2 separate regions of the Homo sapiens genome follow, and region 2 is linked to region 1. Evidence: read pairs that join two places in POLR2A ChIA-PET (ENCODE). Cell type or tissue: PC-3. All regions are shown on one strand. Links, peaks and the distances in the headings refer to the core of each region. The heading gives the core; the rest is flanking DNA.

Region 1 (11,423 bases), core at 2,707-6,706:
TACGGTCATTACCACCAGATAACTGACCTCCTTGACCCTTTCCTCACTGAGAAACCTGGCAACACAGTCAATTATTTAGCAGTAATGAGCACTCTGTGGAAGATTATTGTGTAATCAAGTACTTTGACTTACCACTTCTGTTATCTCCATTCTTCAACAACTGTTGCATTTTTCCATTACAGGTTCTTCTGTTTCTAAAAGAGAAAGCTGCTCAGGCTCCACATCCACCCCGCGTCCTTTGCCCTGCCATATAATCCTTCGCCATATAATTGGCAGAAATTTTAGATGTAATTAAAATGGTGTGAATTAGAGAGGTCTACTATTTGTGGACAGTAACTGCTGCCTGTTAAAGACCTTAATCCCCACCATTTGAGACCACTCTAAAAAAGAAAAAAAAATGAAAGCTTAAAAAGGAAGTTAAATGTGGCTTTCTAGATCTCTTTCTAACTGGGCTTTGCATGTGGTGTTAAACTTAGAAGTGTGGGAGACACAAAGAAAAGTCCAAACAGGTGATTTTAACAAGAGAGACTTCCAGGAATCCTTTAAGAACTTAATTTCCTGTTTTCCTTTCCTGGAAACTGCCATGAACTGAGGGTTGTGCTAGAAAAAAGAGAAGAGACACTAACCCATTGTTTTGCTAAACAATGTCTTGGAAGGCTCCTGAGAAGACTGAGAAATTCTCATTCCATAATATATATTTTTTAGGGGTACTGTTTAAGGAAAAAGAACAAACTCCTCATGATGCTGTGAAATTTTATATCTTAATGAAGAGTGGGCTGAGTTGGTAGCAAATAATTCTAATTTGTGGCAACTCAAACCCACAATCTTGGAAAAACAAAATAATACCATATATTGATTAATTTCCACTAATTTTCTTACAAGTCAAACTGGGCTACAAATTGAAGTGAAGCAATCCTGATATATGAGATACCCCAATTCAAAGTTCATTTATTTCGTTTTTCTGATTTTCACGCTGATTATTTACTTTAGTAAGAGATTATTCAAAGAATAAAGGCAAAATAATCTTTGATTCCTCTAAGGACAGATACAAGATGAATGAACTGAGCATTTGATGGTACATTCAGATGTAAGCAAAATAACTTATTAACAAAGATTTTTCCACTAGCATAATGTGTTGCTCTGAGGAAATATATAATCTCTTCTTCTATAAGTGTGTCAGGTATGTTTATATCTATAACCATGTTCATAAAGCCACAAATGTAGGGAAATTAAGTTGACAGTCTAACAATTCAGTGATTCCCAATTTCAAGATTAACAAAGTAGAAAGAAATATTGTTCATCCATTTGCCAATAAAGCAGCACCTATTACATGTTGTGTGAGGCACTGGTAAGAAAATGAAGATGAAAGGTATAGTTCCTGCCTTCAAGGAGCTTATAATCTAGTGAACATCATAGGATGACATATGTGAGAAACCACACCGAAGCAATGTGCTGAGGGGATGCATCAAATGCGATTAATTTTGACTGAGGGAGAATTAGGAAGAGCTTAATGGGTGAAGCAGTATTTGAACTGAATTTTGAAGAAATAGAGGTTGGATGAACAGAAAGTAGAGAAGAGCACCCACCCTGAGGAAACATCACACGTGCTGACTTGGACCTGCGGCTGAGTAGTGTTGGAGAAGCTGTGAGCAGGTCCAGTGGACTGAGGTATAGGAAATGCAATAGAACTAAGGGCCAATGAGCCTGGAGAAGCGATTTCGTGCTGGATCAAGGAAAATTGTCAACATCTTTTTAAGGATTTTGAGTTTATTCATTGGCAAGGCTTCTGAGCTGGAGTTTGAGTGATCCAACATGTATTTTAGGAAGATGACAATGAAGGTAGAGTGATTAGTATATTTTAAAAAAAGGAAAATTGAAGCTGAGAGCCAATTAAAAGCCAGTGACATAACTCGGCCCTAGCACTGTACATATGAAAGACCACTGGGGTTGGGGTAGACAATGCCAACATTAAGATTATAGTAAACAAGTCAGAATACACTTAGAAGCTCTTCTGTAAAATAAAAATTATTTGCGATGCAATGATTCTATATGTGAGAAACTAGGTTTCTAAGTAAGTCTGCAGTCCTATCTGACTTGACGATGAGGCCTGGACCAAGTATAACCAACCAGTGGGTATGAAAATGAGAGAAGACATAAGGGAAAACATCTCTGTGGCTCCACCAAATGTTAGTGCTTCCACGTATTTGTAAATAAAACCACCTTTGAACCATGCTGGTAAGAACCCAAGTTAGACACATATTTTGCCACTATAATGGGCTTCTTATTTAGTCCCTTTTGGCCTCTGTATATGTTAAACTAAAGCCAGGCTGAAATACAGTCACCTAAATAGCACCTGGAATGACCTCTGAAAGGCTGGTGAAATATTGTCCCTTTGGTTTAAAGGGTGCTTAACTCATATCTTTCCAACAAACGCCAGGAGCAGAAAGAGAAATGTTCCACACACAGCTGGTGCACAGGTATGACCACAGGTGAGGTTTCCACAGACCAAAAAGAAAAACTGTCAGGCAAATATTTTTACTACACTGAAAGAAAATGGAGTAAGAAGGGTTTTTTTTTTTTATTTGTATAAAATATATTGTTCTTCCAGGCTGCAGTGAAATAGTTTCTATTTAATTGCACAGAAATCCTAAGAAGGTTACAGCAGTGAAACATTAAAATTCTAAGGGCAACTAATAACATTAAAACTTTATAGCCCCAGATAGAATAATTTAGACAAAAACAACATGAACATATGTTTTGTGTAATAATAACAAACATTTATAGCTGTCAAGAGAGAAAAACACAGGTTTATGCACACCTTAATGGTGTGCAGGGGTGAGCATGAGTATATTTAAAACATAATATATTACAAAAATGACAGCAGGCATGGCTCTTCTGGGTACTATGTTAAATCAATGAATAAATTACCAAAAGTGAGCTGTGGCTGTTTGGATGTGTAATTGAGCTTAACGTATGTAGTGTTATTTCAAAAGAAACTGTTCAAGGAGTTTCCAGCCCAATCCACTCTGAATCTATCCTAGGCAGTTTACAAATAGCAATAAATGAAACCTTTTCACAGTGGGAAGGAAGTTTACTTATACACATTACTTAAATTGAGGAAAAGTTAATTTTAATATGCTTTGCAGGAATTGAAAACAAACTTATAATAATTTGCTTATGTTCACCAAACTGGAAATTGAAATGTTAATATTTGAATTTAAATTTATTTTAATTATTCACTGTATGACTCACAAAATCACTAGGAATTATCTGTTCAACTTAAAACAAATACACACACAAACCCTTCATAAATATATGTTTATTATTCTACTTGTTTTAATTACACGATTTGAATGTCACACTTTTTCAAAAAAATTATTAGGACTACAGAATATAAAATAAATTTTAAGCTTGTTTGTGCCAACAAGTTAATAGCAATTGGTAATAACTGAGCTGCAGACAAAGCCATTAATGTGATTTTTGAGAATAAAAATAACTTCTCATAATTTTCTTCCTAATTATAGGGTTGTTTGTCTTACTTAGCACTCTACCAAAGTATTGTGAAACAGGGAAAGAAGTATGTTTTCTTATATTTCTCTGCCTATATTTTTCTGGCCTTAATTGTCTCATACTCCTCTGTAATATATAAAATGCTCTGACTCTTTTACATAGGAAATCTGAAATAAGATTCCAGAAGAATTAAATCTTGAATCTTTTGAATTATACATCTTGCCAGGTAGCCAAAAGGGCCACTCAACAACTATATTTTCTCTTTAGGAGACTGCAACTTTAAGCAATTTAAAATGTTATTATGGGCTTAGGTAACAACCATCAACCATGCTGACTCCTTATTTTTCATTTCTTTTCTGTTAATGGGTCATTATATCATGGCAAATGCAGGATGCAGAAATGTCATATGTTTTAAGAAAAGAAGACTATTTTTCTTGAACAGCACATTTTCCTCTGTCCTATTAGTCCTGTGCTTTGTTGTCATTTACGACCACCTAATACAACAAGTATCTTCTAATACTCTCAGCAATTGTGTAGGTCCTTGACTCAAAAATCCAAAGACTTGCTTTTCATTATGCACTATGTGAATATCTTCTAATACTAAAAATAAGTTTTTACTTACCAAGATCTCTTTTTTTATTCCAAATCATAATAGTTAGATAGGAGGCCATCCCGCTGCATTTTCAGCACCACTTTTACTCATGTTATCACTGTTAATTCACTTTGCCACTCTACTCTCTTCTCCCAAAACTTTGCACAAACCAACCCATTTGCTGACTCTGCCAAACACTTATTCCCCCAGGGTTTCCATGCTTCCATGAGCAGATGATGACTAACACAGTCGGGGCAGTCAGATGCAGACAGACAGTGGAGCCCACTTACTGCTCAGTGCTTGTTAGGAGACAAAGATATGAAAATTATTAGGACAAGGAATACGGCTTTATGAACTGGAAGTTTAAAGACCTGGCCATATATGCTGAAACAGGTAAAGCTACCTAGAAAAATTTCCTTCTCTCACTCTCTTCTGAGTCTTCTCTAACTGCAAATTATGCCACGGTTCTCTGTCTCCAGGCTTGACCCCACAGAGGCATCACTGGTTTTTAAGCAGCAAGTGTCAAATATTTTGCAGAAGAGAATTTAGTGAGGCTTTTATGGGCAATGCCATAAGGTCCAGAGACTTTCTCTGACTATATTCATTTTAGGTGACTCATTTTCCTTTCCTGATTTAAAGTGAGTCCTACAGAATTAATGGGTAAGAAGTAGGGGGATGTGGGAAGTGAAAAGGGATAAGCAGGTAAGTCATTGTTAAGTCACCAGCCAATTGTCATGTTTCAAATATTAACCTATGGATACTAGAACTAACAAGAGTAAATCATAAGCACACAATCAGGGAAGCAATTTATTCTAGATCTCTAAATACATGTTAATTAGGTCTTAGCATCAAAGGCTCTTGACGAAGTATCATAATAATGATTTCCCACTAACAACAACAACAAATATTGAAAACATATTTCAAGATTTCAGATCCTGTATCTTTTAAGCCTCAAGATCTCATCACCTTAGGGTTTAATGCTGGAGCTTAAAAGTAGGAAGTCACAAACTGAACCTGTGGCATCTATAGGACCAGTATTTTAGCACTGAAGAGAAAGCCCAGGAATCATAGGATAGTGTGTGGAAGGCATGGCCTGTGCGGGGACTGATTTTTCACACACCCTACCACTACCACCACCACTGGTAGCACCCATGGTCCTATCGTGAGGCATCTGGCTCTGATTATTGGTGCCTCAAAGTGGTTCTCTCCAGGTTCTACTTCCTGTTTTTCTTTTCAGATTCATTCTCTCTGCTTCCTGTTGTAAACTCAGTCTTTACTTTAGACTGAACCATTAGTTCTCATGCCCACCTTCACCTTGGGTGCTATGATCCTCCTGTTCTATGTCCCACTCAAAGCTCCTCACTGTAGCCCAGCTCGTGGCCACAGCTCCCCACCTGCCTTTGCATGAGAACAAGAAGTCAGACTCCCACCCTGACAGCAACTATATGAGTTTAGAAATGTTGTATAGAACATTATTTGTCTTCTTAGCAACCAACTCCGATAATTTCATATATTTCATCTAATCAATTCAATAACCCTTTGAGGGAGGGAGAGAGGATTATCATTCATTTGCAGATGATGAAACAGATGCAGAGAAGGGATTCTTTAACTTCCTGGTCCCTAGGGTCAGCACCTTATATTTTTCTTATGGCTTATGGTTATATGGGCTTATTTGAAGCTCTCAATTATCTAGGTCTGTAATTATGTCTATTTGTCTCTATTATTATATCTAGTCTAGTCAAATCCTCCCCAGTGAAAATAACAGATAATATTGGTCTTGAAAAAAACATTAAAGTTTTCTTTCAAAGCATTTCAATCATTATATTATCACTACTATATCATGTGATATATTATTATAGTTTATTTGAAAGCTCATCAAATCAACATTCCCTTTCCTTGTCATCAGAATTATTTAAAAATATTGGTGACATACATTAAAATTATGAAGCAGTAAGTAGCTAAAACGAAATAGTAGGAACTAACTAGATAGTAGTACAGTGGTACATTCCTTCTTTCACCAACTTTTGGAATTTTTATTAAAATTAATGAAATTTTCAGGTACATTCTATTAAGGAATGATAATCTTACAAAAGTTATAGGAAACAGGAAAATAAATTTAAAAGGATATATGCCTTATTGAGACTACCTACATATTTGACTGTCCCCTCTGGGAGCTCAATAACAATTATAATACTTAAATGAAAATTAAGTGTTTAAAAATTAGAGTATTAGTACATCTGTCACACTTATCATTAATTCATAACTGGTATGCCTAGGATATCAGTGAGCTAACAAACTCATAAATAACCCTGCTTAAAATGTCCAAGTATGCAGCAACATAATAATAGTGGGTGACTTCAACTCTACTGATAGCACTAGACAAATCATTAAGGGAGAAAGTCAACAGAAAGACACTAGACTTAAACTGCACCAGAACAAATAGACCTAACAGATATTTACAGAACATTCTACCTAAGAACTGTATAATATACATTATTCTCGTCAGCACATGGAACATTCTCCAAGATAGACCATATGATAGGCCACAAAACAAGCCTCAATTTTTAAAAAATCAAAATACTATCTTCTGTAACTTATCAGACTACAGCAGAAAAAAACTAGAAATCAATCCAAAAAACCCCTTAAAATTATACAAACACATGGAAGTTAAATAATCTTCTCTTGAATGATTTTTGGGTTAACAATAAAACCAAGATGGAAATTTAAATTATTTGAAATGAATGATAACAGTAACACAAATTATAAAAACCTCTGGGATACAGCAAAAGCAATGGTAAGAGGAAAGCTCATAGCACTAAATGCCTACATCAAAAAGTCTAAAAGATCACAAATTGACAGTTTATTGCCACACCTCAAGAAAGTAGAGAAATAAGAACAAACCAAACTCAAACCTAGCAGAAGAAAAGAAATAAAAAAGACCAGATGAGAGCTAAATAAAATTAAAACAAGAAAAAACACAAAACACCAATGAAATGAAAAGTTAGTTCTTTGAAAAGAAAAATAAAATTGACAGACCATTAGCTAGATTAACCAAGAAAAGAAGCCATAAGCTCAAAAGTCAAAAGAAGAATAAGCTCAATTAGAAACGAAAATGGAGACATTATGACCAATACTGCAGAAATACAAATGATCATTCCAGACTACTATGAATAACTCTATGCACACAACTAAAAAATCTAGAGGAAATGGATAAATTCCAGGGAACTTATGACCCTCCTAGCTTGAATCAAGAATAAATAGAAATCCTGAACAGACCAATAACAAGCAGTGAGAATGAATCAATAATTAAAAAAAAAACTGCCAGTGAAAAAAAGCCCTGGGTCAAATGGATTCACAGCCAAATTCTACCAGATATTCAAAGAACTGGTCACAATCCTATGAAACTATTCTAAAAGATTGAGAAAGAAGGAATCCTCTCTAACTCATTCTATGAAGCCAGTATTACCCTAATACCAAAGCCAGAAAAGGACTTAACAAAAAAAGAAAACTACAGACCAATATCTCTGATGTACATAGATGCAAAAATCCTCAACAAAATTCTAGCAAACTGAACCCAACAGCACATCAAAAAGATAACTCATCATGATCAAGTGGGTTTCATCCTGAGGACACAGGATGATTCAACATACACAAGTCGATAAATGTGATTCATCATATAAACAGAATTAAAAACAAAAACCACATGATCATCTCAGTAGATGCAGAAAAAACATTCAATGAAATCCAGCATCCCTTTATGATAAAAACCCTCAACAAACTAGGCATAGAAGGAACATGTCGCAGAATAACAAAAGCCATATATAACAAAGCCATAGCCAATGTCATACCGAATGGGGAAAAGTTGAAAACATTCCCCCTGGGAACTGGAGCAAGACAAAAATGCCCACTTTCACCACTTCTATTCAACATAGTACTAGAAGTCCTACCCAGAGAAATAAGGTAAGAGAAAGAAATAAAGGGCATCCAAATTGGAAAATATGAGTTAAACTATCTCAGTTTGCCAACGTTTTGATCATAAAGAATCCTCCAAAAGACTCTTAGATTTGATAAATGAATTCAGTAAAGTCTCAGGTTACAAAATCAATGCATCCAAATGAGTAGCACCACTATACACCAACAATGGCCAAGCTGAGAATCAAATCAAGAACTCAATCCCTTTTATAATAGCTGCAAATGAAATAAAATAAAACAAAATATCCAGGAATATACTTAACCAAGGAGGTGAAAAATCTCTACAAGGAGAACTACAAAACACTGCTGAAAGAAATCATAGATGACACAAACAAATGAAAATACATTCCATGCTCATACATTGGAAGAATCAATATTGTGAAAATGACCATATTGCTCAAAGCAATCTACAGATTCAATGCAATTCCTATTAAATATCAACATCATTTTTCACAGAATTAGAAGAAAAAATCCTAAAATTCAAAGGGAACCAAAGAAGAGCCCAGATAGCCAAAACAATCCTAAGCAAAAAGAACAAATCTGGAGACATCACATTATGTGACTTCAAATTATACTACAAGGCTATAGTAAACAAAATAGCATGGTACTGGTATAAAAGTATATACATAGACCAATGGAACAGAATAGAGAATCCAGAAATAAAGGCAAATACTTACAACCAACTGATCTTCAACAAAGCATTCAAAAACATAAATTGGAGAAAGAACACACTATTGGTGCTGGGAAAACTGGATAGCCAAAGTAGAAGAATGAAACTGGATCCTTAACTCTCACTATATACAAAACTCAACTGAAGATGGATGAAAGACTTAAATTTAAGACCTGAAGCCATAAAAATTCTAGAAGAAAAACTAAGAAAAACTCTCCTGGATGTTGGCTTAGGCAAAGAATGTATGACTAAGACCCCGAAAGCAAACGCAACCAAAATAAAAATAAATAAATGGAACCTAATTAAACTAAAGAGCTCCTGTAGAGCAAAAGAAATAATCATCAGAGTAAACAGACAACCCACAGAATGGGAGAAAATGCTTGCAAACTATGCATCTGACAAAGGACTAATGTCAGGATTTACGAGAAACACAAATAACCAAGAAAAAAAAAACAAATAATCCCATTAAAAAGTAGGTAAATAATATGAATTGGTATTTCTCAAAAGAAGATGTACAAATGGCCAAGAAACACGAAAAAATGCTTAAAATCACTGATCATCAGGGAAATGCAAATTAAAATCACCTTACCCCAGCCAGAATGGCCATTATTAAAAGGTCAAAAAACAATAAATGTTGGCGTGGATGTGATGAAAAGGGAACACTTATACACTGCTGGTGGGAATGTAATTTAGTACAATCCCTGTGGAAAACAGCATGGAGATTTCTCAGAGAACTAAAAGTAGATCTATCATTCGATCCAGCAATCCCACTACTGGGTATCTACTCAAATGAAACAAAGTCATTATATCAAAAAGACAGCTGCATGAATATGTTTATCACAGCACAATTCACAGTTGCAAAGATATGGAACCAACCTAAGTACCCATCAACCAATGAGTAGATAAAGAAAATGTGACATACATACACCACGGAATACTACTCAGTCATAAAAAAGAACAAAATAATGTCTTTTGTACCAACTTGGATGGACGTGAGGGTTATTATTCCAAGTGAAGTAACTCAGGAATGGAAAACCAAATACCTCTGTCCTCACTTGTAAGTGGGGGCTAAGCTATGGGTATGCAAAGGCATACAGAGTAGCACAATAGACATTGGCGACTCAGAAGCAGGGAGGGTAGGACGAAGGAGAAGGATAAAAGAACTACATATTGGGTACAATGTATACTACTCTGGTGAAGGGTACACTAAAATCTCAGGTTTCACCACTATACAATTCATCCGTGTAAACAAAAACCGCTGGTATCCCTAAAGCTACTGAAAAATTTTTTTAATGGTAGAAAAAAGTAAAAATAAAATTTCCAAGTACAGACATAGTAGATTGCTTTGTTTTTCTTTCTTTTTTAGGCTGTGAAATGCAAAGATATAAAATATTTTGCATTAAAAAGTAGCTTTCCCTGTGTTTTATTTAATTGTTCTAGCTTCTATCATATAATGAAATTTAATTAAATCAATTTAGTCCTAGGTAATCTCAAAGAGTATGAATCAACTCACAAAAAAGGAACAAACGCTTAAAGAACTAAAAAAAAAATGACCTGAAGGGCTGGGTGTGGTGGCTCATGCCTGTAATCCTGGCATTTTGGGAGGCTGAGGCAGGCAGATCACTTGAGGCCAGGAGTTTGAGGCCAGCCTGCCAACATGGCGAAACCCTGTCTCTACTAAAAATACACAAAAATTAGCTGGGCGTGGTGGCACACACCTGTAGTCCCAGCTACTTGGGAGGCCAAGGCACAAGAATCACTCAAACCTGGGAGGCAAAGGTTGCAGTGAGTTGAAACTGTGCCACTGCACTACAGCCTGTGTGACAGAGCAAGACCCTGTCTCAAAACAAAACAAAACAACCTAAAGGACACACGTAATTTAAGGGTTTTGATTTGTGTTATAAATTGTTTGTCACTCAACAAGCATTTTGTTCAAGAATAGTCTTTGAGGGATATATTACGCTGAGCATTGCAGTGTGCAGAACAATGAACAGGAAATGGTTCCCCACCTTAAGAAGAATGCAGCTTGAGGAATATCTTTAATACAAAATTCAAAGACAGAATGTGATAAGTGCTATAAATGAGGTACAAATGCTGTGGGAATTGATAAAATTGAGAGTCATTTTGGTATAGATGGCTACTGGGTGGCAGACAGACCACCGAGATAAACCCTGATAATGGGGAGGATTAAACAGGTGGAGATGAGCAAAGATAGGGAGCTGAACAAGAAGAGCATAGCAACAAAAGATAAACTGGGACGTTTTGGAGACTAGAGGTACCCTCATGTGGCTATGGCAAAGGAAGAAAAGGGAGCATCAAAGGAACAAGGCTAGAAAGGAACTTTATAGATAGGCAATGGAAAGCCACTGAAGGATTCTGGATAGGAGAGGCACATAAAGTGCAAATGGAGAAGAGGCAGGAGAGGCACCGACAGTAAGGTTAAATTCAGAGGCTAGTTTTAGTACTATGTCCCATGGTACCTGTGAGCTTTGCAGAGGTCAGAGATAGGGAGGGCTACAAAAGTCGCAGGGGACAGTGAGCAAAGGGCAAAGCCCCCAGGTTTTCAGTTAACTGAAAAATTCCAACTGAATCAACTGAAAAATTCCACTGAGTTTATAAAACTCAAAAATTCCACTGAGTCAACTGAAAAATGCCACTCTGTTTATAAATATATACATA
Region 2 (11,423 bases), core at 4,066-8,065, 100 kb before region 1:
GAATTTTCTGGATTCAATATTCAGGAGCATTCTAGAAACCTAGATAGTGTTTTATTTGTCAGAGCGATGATTGGAGGAGAGGACAATCTGCTTTATGTAATCAGGTTCCCATCTAAAATGATATAGCTGACAAAGATTTACATAATTAATTTGGTAAGATTTCCACATAATATTGGGGGAACCAGTATTTCAGGCAGGCAGGAAAATCTTATTCAAATATTTTACTTATGCCACATGGTATTACTCATTGACAGAAAGAGTCCTCTGGCTGTGCCACTTGGGAATGGCCTCTACCAGTTATCCCTTTAACTTGTGACAAGCTCATCCCCCCCTCTTCACCCCAACTTTAAACAGCTCTCACACAGCACATCAGTCAAGAAAGGAAACAGCTTAGATGTGTCCCATAAAAATGATAGTCTTACACAAATAAAAATATAAAAAGCAATTAATTTAATTTTAGATGTAATAAACCAATCTTCTCTGTTAAATGCGTATAAGTAGTCACTGCAATAGCTATTATAAAAGGTTATTACCTTTAAAAGAAACTTGTCTTTATGTGTGCTCTCAGTCTTTGTCACCATATAGCCGACTGTCTAAACAGCTTGATTTAAGATGTGATTGATGGACAATGCCTTCAAACTCTAATACAAAAGCTAAGAGTATCTAGTTAATTGTTAGATGTATTGATATATGGATGAAAGGTACTAAAATGTTATATAATTTAAGGTGAAAATATTTATTTTAATTTTTGAAGCATATTGAAGGTTAAATCTAATATGTTTAGGGGCTCAAGCTGTATGTGTAATAATGTCAGGAGCTTATATTTTTGTTGATGCTAGTATGTTTTTGCTCTTCTGTCTCTTAACATCTTTTCAGAAGCATTAGACTCAGAAAATCAACTGCCAGCTCTATCAGTTTTCGGTCATCCTATCAAGTGGGGCTACTTTATCCTGTGGTGAGAAGATAATTTAATCTTCATATTCATTCCACCCACAGCAGTAAGTGAGCAGAGGCTGCCCCATTGTGTCCTGTAGTCTGGGGATGTTATGATATAGACTACTCTTCAATAGGCAAAAATGAGATTAGCAAAGTTAAAGTCAGAAAGCTTTTCTTGAGTGCTAAGGTAAATAAGCATCCAGTATTTAATTTCCCCACAGCACCTGCTGTGGGCCTCTCTGTCTAGTCAAAAATAAAATATACTCTCTTGAAAGGCCATATTTACATTATTAAGTGTATTTGCTTGGCCAATTCAATTTTGACTAATGAAGCCTCCTAATAGATATGTGAATGATCTAAATTAAAGACACAGGACAGTACTATTCTAAATGCCATCCCTGTGTATATAAATACAAAGAAAAACTTTTAAAAAAAGGAGTTAAAAATAACTACAAACTCTAGCCCACCATTTTAACTAAGAACTAAAGAAGTTGTAGAAAATTCTTATTGAGTACTTACTTTTAGCACAAATGCTAAAACTGAATTATAAAACAAAGCCAGCAAAAACAGGAATTTCTGAAATAAATATACTTAGAAATGCATGAAGACTTGATTGAGATAACTTTTTTGACAGTTACGCTAAAGGCTTCCCCGCCACACCGAAGTCCCCCTCCTTTTTTTTTGTTAGAAATCACACCGAAAATTCTGCCCAAATGGAGACTGGAACAATGCCTTGAAACAGTGTTAATTGTCACCATGGAAACCAGAAGAATAAGCCATTTTGAAACTGGTATAGAAGGCACACATTGAGCAACTCAAGCATTTTTCTGCCTCCCTCAATGTTAAGGAACAAGATGCCTTGTCACTGTGAGGTCAGAGAAAGAAAACATCATGAAAGGGTTGTAGATGCTCACTGTCTGGTAAATAAAAAAAATAAAAAATAAACTATATACAGCTAATGCTATAAGACTCTACCGAGTGAATCTTTTTGAAATAGAGGGATCATCAAAAGATGGCCAGGATTGGGGGATGGCTTCCACCTAAGCAAAACTTGAGGGCTATATTATGTGAACCTTGCCCCCAAAGCTCCCTGGGAATTCTGCTGTTGTAATAAAACTTCAGAAGAGGAAAGAAAAAAGGCAGCATGATGGAATTCAAAATAATGCTCTAAAAGCACACAGAGAGATTAAGACATCCATTGTAAGACTTTTGTATGGTGCTTCTGTTGGTTATGCTGAAAAGAGACCAGACATTGCTGAACAGAGAGTGAAGCTTTGGCTGCGAGAAACACACAAATTAAACTAAAGACATTTCTTGATTATTAGAATAGGGCTGTTGTATTCTGTGTCATCAGGGTTTGAGCATTTACATCTTACACCATATTACTTTTAACTGAGCTTCAGTTGACTTTATATTAGGAAAAGTTAAAACAAGGAAAATGATCTAGTTATTAGAATGACAGGATTGAATGTCTTTCCTGGTACAAATATAATGCCACAAACACCTGTTTATCCAGCAAGATCCCCTTTCCCATATATGCATGATTGACTGATAGATACGATTGATAGATAGATAGATAGATAGATAGATAGATAGATAGATAGATAGAATACACTGAGAAAATAAAATATATCTTACTTAGTCTATCAGTAAGAAAGCAAATGCTAGGAACATACCAAAACACCAAACTACTGGCAAAATAATGTGTGAAAATATGCATTTTTGCAAAAAAAAAAAAAAAAAAAAAAAAAAAAAAATCCAGGGATGTGTCTATTTACAACTCTCACGTGTTTTCTGGCTAGTGTTTGCCCTCCTCATTCGAGGCTTCATGGTGGCCCCTCAGCAAGTCCATGCCTAATGCCATTCAGTGGTGAACAAAGAGTCTTTTTATATAAAAGTCCAGGGTCCAAGCTCAGCTGTCCATGCGGAGTGCAGGAATCTGCCAGAGGCCAGTGTTGCCTGTGCAGCAGCTCTTGTGCTGCCCCGCTTTTCAGAAGACTTGTGTGTAGCATCTCATAACGCATATGATGCTGCACATGGAGTCAGTACCACCAACACTTCAAGAAGATGTTCAAAACTGAAGAAAAGGGTTCAAGCCCAAGACAAATAATAGTTGTTATTTCTTGCAAACTCCTTGTATTTTACCAGTAGAATTTATGGTGAGTAATTGCATAGAGAAATTATAAAGACTCCTACAATTGTCCTTGTAAATTAATAATAGGTTTTCCTGATTGGGATAAATTTGCTGCTGAGCCTTTGGAAAAATTAAAAAGTGCAATGTCATTTAAAATTGCCAGAACTCGCACAGCAAATGACACCTGAGGTTAAGAATTGAGTTTTCCCCCTCTTCTAGCTTATTCCATTTGCATGATCTGGAAATCACATTACACTGGCCATGTACTGTTAATTGGACATAGATTGCATTATCTTTAATATAAATCAAACTACAAATATTAAAATGAATTGCAAATTCCCTAATAGAAGATCATAAAACAATCTTTTTTAAAGTATCTGCCATTAATAATTTAATTCCAATCATACCACTCAGAAAACTTAAGTAGGAGACCTGGCAACTTATTTCTCCAGTCATTTCTTTTAAATAACAAATATCTAAGCCTTTAAAAATAAATATAGCTAGACTAGAAGTCACTGTTACAGAACAAAAATAAAAACACAAATAACTGAAAACTTTCATGTCAATTTCATAAAAAATACTGCATAAGGACGCCAAGTCTACCTGTCTCCTTTCTTTCCTTCCCATGTCAAGGGTGAGAAAAAAGTCTCCTATAGGTAAAATTTAGTAAGTTTAAGAACTATCTTGATCATACCCTGTAAAATTATAATATTGATTATTATTTTTCTATTTACTTTTTAAAACGGTTCTCTATCCCCTTAGATATTTCCATAAATTTGATATCCTTCTGAAGCCTTTGTATGGCCTTTAATGAGTTTATATTAAATATTTAATACTGTTTAGGGCATATCCACTACTACCAAAAACAGTCATATTCCCAGCAGTCCCACTGTTTCAGGCAGAGGACTTGATTGATCCTCCTAGCCTGAATTGAGTAGAATGAAAAGAAGCAGTTGGAAAATAGCTGCAATCATTTAATGCAGATGACCTCTGACAGCCCCGCAGCTCTTCTATCTGAACAGAAATTTGCATGGGGTCTCTGTGCAGAGGAACAATGTAACCTAAATGGTAGACAATCTTTATTCTAATGAAGTGGGTGTCAAGGTCAATGTAAAACTGCAATGATAAATGGTGCACCACTAGGCAAGAGAAGTTGCATAGGCATTGTAGTGCTTTCACATTAATTGAAGACTGAAATGCACTGCGTGAAAAGCACAAGCCTCTCTTTTCACCATAACGTGTTAATGCGCCAATACCAAAATGATCTCTTCAAGATGTTTGCCTGTTGACATGTATCTTATTGCAAAAATAACACAAGTATAAAATTACGGCAAAAAATGGACATTTTTAGAATTTAGTGTTTTCCTGGAATCAAATTACAAAAATTAAACAAAACGCTCCCAAATGATGTCCTGACACCTAATGTAATTCCTTTGATCCCTTTTTCTTTTCTTTTTCTATTTAGACCTGTCTTTAATTAGTTTCAACCAAGCAACCTTTTACAGAACCCTTCATTTGGGTACTTTCATGTTGAGCAAACTGTAAAAGAAGACTGAGGAGAGAAGAATCACTCAAATATTATTTTTTCCCCTCACTTCTAAGTTTTCTCCTTAGTCTGCAGTAAAGATCTTCAGGTGTTGTTTGTCCTGAATGAAAATGTAATGAAAAGTCTATGGTGTGTAAAAGAAAATAACTATTTTCTAGTGTGGGAACTAGAAAACCTTAATCTGGTCGTTGGAAATTGCCAAAATGACTGCACAGAAATAATTACACCATGACTTCAGTTGGTCTAGCAATTTTGTGGCAGTCAATATTTTTCATCCCATAAAAATAAGGATAGTAAGCTGCTTTTTAAAAATCCTGATCTACTTAAGCCTGTAAAGGGGACATTGTTTGCTAATACACTCATTAGCAACCAAGGACTTTAACTTCATCAATTAAACAGGAAATGGAGTTGCATCATTTAGTTTCATAATTTGCTAAAATACGGATAAGAGCATATTATTAACCATTCAGGAAACATTTCCAGGCTCAACTCATAATACCTTATAAACTGCATTTTTATGGTTGATATTTTTTTCAGATTCTGGTAGACTCTATGATATAGCTACATTTCCAACACTACACTTCCTGTTACGAATAGATTTTAATAAAGCAATTACAGTTAGAATAGTCAGGAATGGTCTGTAGGTCTGCAGTCTTGGTGACAGAAGGCTATTAATATCCTTTACTATAAAATAAATGATATTGCTAGTCTGCAACTCTGATGTAAAAACAAATTGTCTCAAACGGAAATCAACATTCCTGAAATGGTAATTCAGAGAAAAAAAAATCTCAACATGAAGGAGGATAGTGAAAAAGAAAAAAAAGTTACTGATGAAACTGTTTAAAAAACTGTACAGCTTCATCTGTGTGTGATTTGTCAGGTCTGAAGCTTTGACGTGCCCAAGGGGCAGACCCCAGCGGGGAGTAGGCTGCCGAGCTAAATAGCTGTGAAAGAAGTCTTAATGTAGGATGGAATTCAAACTAACCTTGACATGACCTCGGGAAAAATATGCAAAAAGTAAAATGAATGCTCTCTGCAAGATACATCCTAATTTTGTGGTAGAGCTGGTTAGTTTTACAAACATAACTGAGACCTTAAAAGAAAAATAGAAAGCTAGTAAAAGGGGAAAAGTTTAGAATTCAGGCAAAAAACGTAAGCAGGCATGTGTTACTGTGAAGGCATGTGAACCATTTGGAGAGAATCCAAATAAAAACCCACACTGAACAATATTGTTGTCAGCCTGTCTATTCAGGAAAATTGTTTTTTTTTTTTTTTTTTTTTTTTTTTAGGTTGAATATAAATGACACAAAGCCAAGATGCCAAGATTACATCATTGCATTACAAAGTCTGTTGTGGCTTTTAGCTGAACAAGCCCCACGGATCTATTGGTTTAGGACAGTAATTCAGCAAGGAGGTTTTAATGTGCTATTTTTTCCTCCAGTGTCAATAAAAAATAGAGAAATTTAAGGAAGAAATATCCCGTGTGCTCTCTAGTCTATTTCTTGCTTTTGATCTGTATTTGATAAGCTGAACTCCAGTTTTTGTTGATGCATTCAGTCCTGATTTGACTCTATTATAAATTTTGCCTGTTTTGAAGTGATCGGCTTAGTAGGAAGGCATTTGCTCTAACTCCTTAGCCAAGAACTGGCTAACTCACTGGATATATGGAAATTTTAATTGAGTGTCAACTTGTATAGAAATTCAATCCTATTATCTTCTCAATGCAATTTTGTAGCAATACCAGTTATTTACTACACTACTAACCAGATTTTAAACATAATTAAATTGCTAAGAACATACACCCAAAATCTAATGACTTAAATCCCTTCACCAAGGATGTGAATTCCTGGATCAGGCGTATGCACTTCCAGTAGATTTTCATAAGCATAAAGTGAGCAGATGGATGCAATCATTTAGAAGCACGGAGAGTTTTACTGAATACCTGTTGAACAACCATATGTAAAGATCATTGTTTAATGGATGTTATGCCATAGGTCTCTTCTTTGGTCCATTCTTATTAAATATTTTATTAATGACATAGATAAAGAAAATATGAATATGGCATATTGATCAGATTGGCAGATTATACTAACGTCAATGATCAATAAAGTATAATATGCATTTTAGTTCAGAGATCATAAACTCAAATACCTAAATGTAGCAGTATGCTAGTAAACTGGTTCTCTAAGGAAAAAAAAAGAAGAAGAAGAAGAAAAAAAGACCTGATTTGTAATGTTCGTTGATTTCCCTGGTGTAAATACTCCCACTGTGGCTGATTCCAATCTACCAATGGTGGTTGCTGCTGGTAAAATTCCTGAATATTTAACAATATGCTCTCATAAGTCAGTATTAGCCAGCTCCAACACCTCACTACCAGGCAGATGATATCAAGGAATTGAGTAGGGCAAGGATAAATCCTCTTCTCTCTTTCATATTCTAACTATTGCTACTGTCATAAAAAAGAGAACTATTTTTTTAAATAAAGACAATGCATAAATGTGACTATTACTAATATCTAATATCAGTAAGAGATAAGCAGGCATAGTGTGAACTGTGGAGGATGGGAGAGCATATGCCTCATCTAAAAGGGGCAACCCTTAACTCAGTTCTGCCAGCTATTACCCTGTGGAAATACGGCTTCAACATGGGTTCAGTATGGCAAGACATATACATTTTAAAGCCTATACACACACACACACACACACACACACACACACATAAACACATACGCACACATATATATATTATGTGAAGTCTCAAAATTGTTCTATGTTGCATTAAAACTTTTTAACACTACACAGATCAAACTATGTCTCTGGATATGAATCTGCAGGCAACTACTTTATAATATCTATTTCAGATGATAATAGACTCTAAAAGGAACAAAACATGCTGCCATAATGAGTTAAATCTAAGAAGGAGAAATGACAAATGTAAAGTCAGGCAGAGTTAATAACCACCCCATTTCACCCCACTACCCCCACTCCAAAATGATAAAAAGTTTTAAACTGCATAAAGAATGGAGGTAACAAGGCTTCACTTGCCTTTAGGTTCAATGTGAGTCAACAGACAATAGAAGGTAGATGTAAATTTTTAAAAAAGTGAGACAGGAGAGTTCCCTTGACCCCTTCACAAGACTTGTGATAGAGGTGTGGCTCGTTTACTCGGCCACTTGCAGTTAAACCCCTTGCAGGAGGGGGAGCCCGCAGGTGAGCGGGTGCAGGAGCCAGGGCAAGTGACTTTGGGTGTCAGCAGGAAAAAACACTGCACTGGCCCGCGGCAGCATCTAGGGGTTGCCCATAACCTCTGGAGCCTCAGAGGGCACATGTTACAAACAATGTTCTTTTAGCATTTGCCATCCATGGATGGTGTTAAACAGCTTAGCGAAGAGTCAGCTTGATAGCCTTTTTGGGTTCCTGCACCCGGTGCATCCTGAATTCTTGTCCAGCATCCAGGAAGAATTAGGTCACACAAATGGATGGAAAGGTGATGTATGTGGAAGATTTTACTGAGTGATGGAAGTGGCTCTCACTGGGATGGGGAGCTGGGAAGGCGATGGAGTGAGAAGATAATCTTTCCCTAGAGTTTGGCCATCCCTGGCTGAACTCCTCTCTGTCCCCAGCCAGCCGAACTCCTCTTAACATTCAGACACTTCTCTTCTCTCCTTCTGTGCTGCACTGCTCTGCTCTGCCAGTGGAGCTTGGGGTTTTTACGGGTACAGGGTAGGGGGCGTGGTGGGCCAGGGTGGTTTTGGAAAAGGCAACATTCGGGCAGGAAAACAGGAATGCATGTTCTCATTTAGGGCTGCGGTTCCAGGCTTGAAGGTGGAGCCCTTGCCAGGGACCCTGCCCTCTTCTACCCAATATTTCCCTGCTTCCTGTCCATATTGAAAGGAAACATGATTTTGGATTGAATTAAGAAAAACACAGGGTTAAAAAAAGAAAGGTAATGGATATATTAGTTTGACTGTGATTTGCTAGGCCCCAACCTTGTACTGCTTGCATTCCATTTTCCAAAAGGGACCTAGACAATGTATTAAATGTTCCAAAAAAAAGCACTTCAGTAAGGGAGAAGATTCAATACTTCCCCAAGGGTCAAGCTGTTGAATGAGCTAAAGGTATTCAGCTAAGAGGGCAAATAAAAGTTAGAGGTGAAAGAAGAGAGGAAGGACATGTTAGAAGATTTTGAATATTTAGAGGACTTTTGCATAAAAAATATTAATTTGTTCCATCTGACCTCAGAGGTCAGACTGGGGGTCAAATGCTGAAGCTTGAGTAGGAACACAGCATGAGAGATAGTGGGTTCCCATTCATCAGAGGTGTTCAGGCAGAGATGAGAAGTCTACCTGGCTGGGATATATTATGGGCAAATGAAGCATTGAATGAGGATTGGCCTGGGAGATAGAGCCTAAATTTCCTCTCTGTTTTAGAAAGTTGAGCTTCTTTGGATCCACATTCATAAGATCAGCCATAACAATTACATTATCCCAGGTAAAAGAAATGCCAAGACTGAAAATCACCAAGTTAAGAAGAAGCTGTCACTCGCTAGAACAAGATTCAGAAACAAGATTCTCATGCAGAAAAACCTGAGAGAACAACAATGGAGCAAAGACACAACCACATAAAATGTAAGCTGTATAATCTAAGCTAAGATGGGCTACAGAGAACCAAAAGAAAGGGCAGGGTTAACTGAAAATTCTAAAACTGTCTTCAATCCATCCTACTTTAGAGAGGCGTTTCATTGAATTTGAGGTACAGAATGAAACTTTCAAGTCTTTTTATCTGATAAATACAGGAGACTTCTACTATAGAATTTATGTGGTTAGGTTCATATTTCAACAACGTCCTTCCTGTAAATTTTTTTAAAAGACATAAACTTCAAGATAAATATCACCCTCAAAAATTTCCTTCATCAATACAGACTTTCTTCGGTAGATATCGAAGATGTGCATTTTAATCCTTGCTACCAGCAGCATGGGCATAATTGCAATTTCTCCTCCATGCTATGAAACTTCAGAGTTGTGCTATATTACATTGAAAATCTACACATCTCAAAGGGTTTTCTGTGCATTCCAATGCACTTTAGTGACGATGTGGATCATTGCCATAATACATCATGACTACTCTAATTATGGTTTCATTATGATGCACCATATCAGGGCTGTTGTAATGTCATGTCTGCACATAGTAAAAATAGTTATGCAATTATGTAATATCTGTCAGAGTATGCAATGTAGGAAGGAAAAAAGACTTGAGGCGCAGCAATTAATGTAATGAAACTCAGTTTTCTCCTTTAAAAAAGGTTTCCAATGTAAAAGTTTCATTTATTTTGTTTTCCATTTCCCAACCTAAACAAACACCTCTAAACACAGCTATTTCTGTTGAATTTGGCACTACTACATAATTTTTTAAAGTTTTTTTTGAGACAGGTTCTTGCTGTGTTGCCCAGGCTGGAGTGCAGTTGGCTATTCACAGGCATGATGAACACACACTATAGCCTTGAGTTCCTGGGCTCAAGTAATCCACTTGCCTCAAGCCTCCTACGTAGCTGGGACTACAGGTGCATGCCACTGCACTCAGCACAACTACTTAATTTAGAATTTTCTAATAACACAAAATAAGATGAAAAGGAAAAGAAAAATCTTTGATTCTAGCTGTTCTCCAAACATAACAAAAGAAAACACTTACCTAATATGTGCTATAAGAAATCCAATAACAAGTTAAGTGTAGTAAATTAAAGTCCACTGAAGAATTACCATTATGCAAACTTCAAACACAACAGTCACATTCTTCTATCTTCCATGACCTCTTGTGTGGACAGACTACTATTTGCCTAAAACTTGATTGACCATCTATCTCCTAAGTTAACTATGATAATGAAATGAGATAAAGCAATGATATGCATATTTACATCTCTAAGCTACTAAAACCATAAATATTCACTTGCCTTTAGTCTAGGTGCTAAAATATACCCAAATATCTATAAAAACATAAATGTTATTTGCCTTGTAAATTTGAAGAATAAACTTTAAAAGATGGTGGCTATGTCTTCTTTAGTTGACCACAGAGTATCTTGAATATTTGAGACCCTCAGAAAGCCTTGAGTCAGTGAATAGTTTCTCAAACTAAGTGATGTATGAATTGCTGTTTGTTGTTTTAATATACAATCAAAGGAGAATTTATGTATCATAGGTTACCACATATCTTTATAGCTGAATTATAGGCCTGTTCAGTGCAAGTATTTATAATGAAAATGCTGAAGAAGCCTGAACTATGGATGTGTATGGTTGTGCAGCAGCAGCAGCCATTTCAAATATAGATTTATTTTTAGCATTAGGAGGCACCAAGTTTGTTTAAATCTGGACTTTTTTTTTTCTACAATTGCAAGTAATGTTAATAGCACACTGTAAATGTGAAGGCTAAGTGTGCAATGTCAAAATAGACTGGATCTCTCTGAAAATTGGAAATTCAGGCTTTTCAAACATAATCCAGATGTTTGGCTTTTATTCAGATTTCAAGAAAGAGGGAACTAATATGATATAAAATTCATACATGCATATTTCATTAGTGCCTTTTGTATCACTGAATTAAACATTCTGAAACGTGCTTTTCCCAAATCACATAGAGTTTTAAACCAAAGCAGTTGCCAAGATGCTCCACACCTCAAAAATAATGCCAAATTAATTTCATAAGGAAGAAACTATATATTTCTTATGTTAACTCTGTTGATATTTCCTCAAAGAGATATCTTGCTTTCTCTCTGAGGATAAGAAGAAAAATGAGAAGTAGAACACTGTAACCATTGTAG

What was found. Peaks named below come from ENCODE experiments on the same cell type or tissue, not always from the same donor. Only the 100,000 strongest peaks of a DNase experiment are listed, where the experiment ranks them.
Region 2: POLR2A ChIA-PET joins it to region 1 with 5 read pairs; 2 of 35 experiments call an interaction of 5 or more read pairs at or near these places.

The regions. Positions count from the first base shown.
Region 1 is chr14:32,616,808-32,628,230 of GRCh38, reverse strand. The region is part of intron 7 of AKAP6 (A-kinase anchoring protein 6); the gene reads right to left. Among named protein-coding and RNA genes, the nearest start is that of AKAP6, 290 kb to the right of the region's middle. In PC-3, for the core only: no CTCF peak of the experiment used is centred there; DNase peaks (open chromatin) are centred at 4,330 and 4,770; H3K4me3 peaks cover 361 bases; H3K27ac peaks cover 1,178 bases.
Region 2 is chr14:32,719,471-32,730,893 of GRCh38, reverse strand. All of the region lies in intron 9 of AKAP6 (A-kinase anchoring protein 6), which reads right to left. Among named protein-coding and RNA genes, the nearest start is that of NPAS3, 210 kb to the left of the region's middle. In PC-3, for the core only: no CTCF peak of the experiment used is centred there; no DNase peak of the experiment used is centred there.